Linked DNA regions of Mus musculus: region 1 is linked to region 2. A link is a loop called in an ENCODE intact Hi-C map of the cell type or tissue named here. Cell type or tissue: heart. All regions are shown on one strand.

Evidence for each region. A loop is a pair of places that touch in the nucleus more often than their neighbours do. Peaks named below come from ENCODE experiments on the same cell type or tissue, not always from the same donor. Only the 100,000 strongest peaks of a DNase experiment are listed, where the experiment ranks them.
Region 1: a loop joins it to region 2, with 4 times the contacts of the local background. A loop is called at or near these places in 4 of 42 quality-filtered maps.

Annotation. Positions count from the first base shown.
Region 1 is chr13:102,231,265-102,233,764 of GRCm38, reverse strand. No RefSeq gene overlaps it. Among named protein-coding and RNA genes, the nearest start is that of Gm36703, 120 kb to the left of the region's middle. In heart, no CTCF peak of the experiment used is centred here; a DNase peak (open chromatin) is centred at 1,234.
Region 2 is chr13:102,651,044-102,653,543 of GRCm38, reverse strand. No RefSeq gene overlaps it. Among named protein-coding and RNA genes, the nearest start is that of Gm41046, 14 kb to the left of the region's middle. In heart, no CTCF peak of the experiment used is centred here; no DNase peak of the experiment used is centred here.

The DNA of each region.
Region 1 (2,500 bases), 420 kb after region 2:
AGACTCCCTCTACTTGGTACACAGAGGCAGTTGCTTTTGCAGTTGTTATGATCTGAGCTAGAGCTTCAGGTCTAGTTCATCTCCATGGAAAAGTAATTTTATTTATTTATGTATTTATCTGTGTGTAGGTGTGAAGTTATATGCACCACATGTCTCCAGGTACCCAGGGAGGCTAAAGAGAACATCGCATCGCATATATTTAAATTTTCTGGTAGTGTAAGCCATCCTAGGTAGGTACGGAGAACTGAACTCTGTACTCTGTGATGGACTAAGCATCCTTAACAACTGAGCCATCTCTCTAGTCCGGAAAAGCACATTGAAATAAAAGAACACACAACTACATCTCTTTGGAGTCTCTGCTTGCCTCCAACCTTGCCATGGAGGATGCAGGGAAAGATAGTGACTTCCGGAAGAGTGAAGAGCCCTCAGTATCTGCTGAGAGAAGACTGGCATTTGGTTTCAGTCTACACGGTCGCTGGAAGTTGACCTGGCTTGTCTTTTACTCCTAAGCTCACTTCACACACTCCAGATTCTATGTCAATATCAGCAAACAATTCCTGTTGCCATTTCCATTCTTGTAAAGGAGTTAAATTAGAGTGGAGGGGTGAAGTAACTTGCCTGAAATCATAGAGAGTGAGTGGCCAATGTCATTCTTCACAGCTACACTGCCACCACGCAATGTTGGCCAGGTGAGAGATGCCCTGCCCTTCTCTTTTCTTATAAGAGAAATGAGGGAGGAACACTGACTGCCTCAGACTAGAAGGAAAGGTAATTTGGAAAATGCAGGAAAACGCTCATTTCTCCAAGCATTCCGGCTCCTTCTGTTCTCTTCTGTCCCTCACATAACCTGGCAAGGGGAAACATTGCCTCTTGAGCAATCCTGTAGAAATATAAAGCTGAAAAGAATATACCTCTCACCAGAGCCAAAGATAACAAGGCTGATTTGTTCAGACTTATTATTTTGTTTCAATAAAAGATCTGTCTCTGGTTTCCCCAGCAGTCCCACAGAGCCAACCCAAACTGAAAAGACACGCAGCTCAGAGAGTGCAACCTCATTGTTGAAACATGACAGATACTTGAAGAATCAGGAAATTCCTTCTGTATTTAAATGGCCAGCTCCTCAGCCAACACAGTCATGGGTGAAAGAAGACAGCAATACAGTTGTGGCCTGTGAGGCACACAGTGGGGCTTCATGCCCCTGTAGGAACGGATACCCAAGTCTATGCTTGCCAGCTGGCACACATGGTCCATTGACAAGATATGCAGGGCCTGGCCTTCCAGCTTGGAGCAACTGCTGGCAGAACACTGTGAGCATGTCAAAGGAAGGGTGATTTTTTTTTTAAAGGCCCATCGCTGGTTTTGTTTCTTTAAATGGTAGCCACCAAAAAGTTGTGCAAACACTTCAGCTGCGGAATATTTAATCTGACATTTGGCATGACTCCTTTGTTGATCCAAGACAAGAAGAATGTGTGTACGCTCTTAGTTCCTTCATTGCTTACTGGAAAAAAAAGAAAGAAAAGAAAAAGAGAGAGAGAGAGAGAGAGAGAGAGAGAGAGAGAGAGAGAGAGAGAAGGAAAGAAAGAAAAAAGAAAGAAAGAAAGAAAGAAAGGAAGGAAGGAAGGAAGGAAGGAAGGAAGGAAGGAAGGAAGGAAGGAAGGAAGGAAGACAAACCAGATAGGGCAGTTTTATGTTCCTCCTCCTCCTCCTCCTCCTCCTCCTCCTCCTCCTCCTCCTCCTCCTCCTCACTTTGAACTGGGTCTGTAGCTGGATGTAGTCCTGGTTCCCCAGAAATGGAATGATAATTACAGACCGCAAGTAGGGAGATAAATAGTTATTTAACAAGGTGGGTGGACTTGATGCCTTTCCAGAAGGGGCTGATAAAAACTTTAGGGGGTCACCATAACTGTAGGAGGTAGGCAGCTCTTTCTTTAGAATCTGGGATTTCACGGTTTTGGAGCCTCTCATGGAAATATTACCCAAAAGATTCCTCCTTTGTTTTTGGTGAGAAGGAAAAAGCAAAACCCAAACACCAGCAAGAAGAACTTAGTGGGAGTGTCCTACCTGCTGCACTGGTCACACAGTTTGCTGCCTCTGCTCTCCAATTGCCAAGGGGAGACACTCATTCTACTCCTTCTAAGTTGTTTTATTGACACATTGCTTCCTTAGAAAGTGCATCAGTTCTGGATTACCTTTAATTAAAATGAAACAGTTCCTAGCTCTACACTAATGAGAACATGGTCCACCTAGAAAAGTCAGCTCTCCCACAAAGCCTAGGTAGCAGACAGTTCTTTCTCACTGTGTGGAGGGAAAGGACCAAGTCCTGAGCAACATTGCACAGGAAAGCACGAAACTTTCCAGATGCTTCTCCACTAGAGCATGGGAGCGGTTCATTGACGTCAGAAAACACAATTCACATCCCATCCTCTGCAGGCAAGCCAGTCATGCGGACTGGACTCATACCACAAGCCAAGGAAGACAAGCTATTCATCCTCCACCTCTG
Region 2 (2,500 bases):
CCATTTGAGTGTGTGTACAACCTCACAACAAAACTGTTTCAGCACCTGTCTTCACAAACTAAGAACACTCCCACATAGCTCCAACACTGTTACCATTCCCAAGCAAATTTAGAACAATTACACACTCTCATTAACCTATGCTCGAATCCCTCTGCACATCCTTAGACGTTGGGTAACATGTTTGATTGCCATCAGTTTCATGCCTTTTAGGAAAGATTAGTCTTCACTTTCAATGGCACTGCCTTCTGCACTCCCCCATGCCAGCTGTCTTATAGACTGCCCCTTAGTGACCTTCAATGAGCAGTGTCTGGAAGGAGGGTGGTGCATACCACTGTGTACCAGAGAGAAGAAATGTCAGCATCTCATTCAGAATAGAGGATCATGCCTCTGGCTCCCTCTCGGTCCCTAGGAATGTCCTTACAACCATACCAATGTACTTGCGCCTTTGCAAATTCTGAGCACATGCCCAGCCTGTGCCTCTGCCCCTCTTTCTGTCTAGGACAGCTGGTCCCTCCCTTCCAGCAGGCAGTTCTCTATGACACCTATCTTTCCTTGCACACCCTGTTTGGAGTCAGTTGCACACCACCCTCTAGTGTGCATTTCATCCCAACTTCTTTCTTTTTCTAAAGATTTATTTATTTACGCATTTATGTATATGTATGTATATTTGTGTACACTTGCATGAGTTCATGGGTACAGCGTGTATGTAGGAGCCTCCAAAGACCAGAACAGGTCATTGAATCTCTGGGAACACCAGTTACAGGCAGTTATGTGCCACACTGTAAGTACTGAGGACTGAACTCATGTCCTCTGCAAGAGCACCAAGCCTTCTTAAACCACTGAGTCATTCCTGTAGCCCTTAAGCCCTGCCTTCCTTCACAGTCCTCTTCTTTGGCTGATTACTTGTCTCATCCCCTAGGAGTTACGTACTCCAAAGGCAGGGCATTTGTGTGACTTGTTCACTGTTACAATTTCAGTTACAAAACCTGTGTCTGGCTCCATCCAAGTACCGGATATTTATTAAGAGCCATGACTGAGCTCCAAACACTGCAGAGAGCCAGCGTGTTAGATAGACCTCTGATGCTCACGTGACCCAGTCATCCATTCTCTGCCTACTCTGGCCTGTGGTCAGGCCTGAAGCCAATACCAGCCTCAACTCCCAGTGCACTGGATCCTCTGTTAAACAATTTTGCCTCTGAATTTAAACAATCCCTCAGTGACTCACAGTAAAGGATTATCGTGTAAAAGAGAACTAAGTTACACATACGTATTTGAAATAAAAGCTTCACTAAGTGATGTTTCCTTGTACCATGTATGCAATTTCTACTTTGTCCTCTTTCAGTTTTTAAAATGCTGCTCATGAGATGCTAGGGCGATTTTAAACTCTGCTAAGTAGTTGTGATCTGTTGTAATTAACTAATAATCTACGCAGATAGGGTCCAGGGATTCGCTCTGGGGGAAAAAATAACCAAACCTCTTGTTTGGCTTATTTCAGATCTCACAGTATTCTAATGTAGTAATATTACTTTAATATTCATTTTGCAAATGAGGAAATTGAGTTTATTCAGGGTCACACAGAGGAATTATAGTTTGCCCTTAAGCTCTACACTATATGTCCCCTTTCAAGAGAGAGTTCAATTACTTAAAAAGTAAAAGAGCTTTCCAAATTCCTTTATGCTTGGTAGGTTGTCTGTGGGTAGAAAAAAAAAAAAGATCTTACACATATGTATATGGACACTGTTTTAGGCCAAATAAGTGATGAGACATTTATAATATAAAATATTTCTAAAGTACCTTTATAGTTATTGCAGCATTTAGCTACACATGTTCTTAATATAATAATTGAAGAAAGAGAACTCCTATCTAAGGGAGATACAAAGAATTCTGTGAGATTGGTACTCCCCAGCCTCCATCAGTAAATGGCTAGAACACACTGACCACACTTTGAAAGCATAGCTAACAGGCTTAACTAGGAATCCATAAATTATGTCTTCATCTTCAGTTTTATATGCATCAATTATTTAATTTATTATTTTGTGGTGTTGTATTGTATCTTGACCTCAAGACCTCATGCAAACTGGGAGCGAATCCCTGGACCCTATCTGCGTAGATTATTAGTTAATTACAAACTACAGGAGTATCATCAGCAACATGCTCAATTTGTCACCAGTATAAATGTTTATATTTTTTTGTGACACTTTACAATGCTGCAGATATTTGAATATATTATTCATGCCAGTTATAGTCTTCATCATCGGATCTTGCTAGTTAACATGTTGAGAAAGAAGGATGTTCATGAGTTGAGCACACAATTTATTTTAGAATATTTTAGCTGATAGTCGTAGTTCCATATGGGTTTCATGCATCCAAATACATTCTTAAAAAAAAAAAAAAAACCAGAAAGAGATTCCCACAAATGATCTGAACAATCTTTTCTTAAAAGACAATATCTAACAGGCCAACAAGCATACAAAACACAACCATCAAAGGAACCAGATAA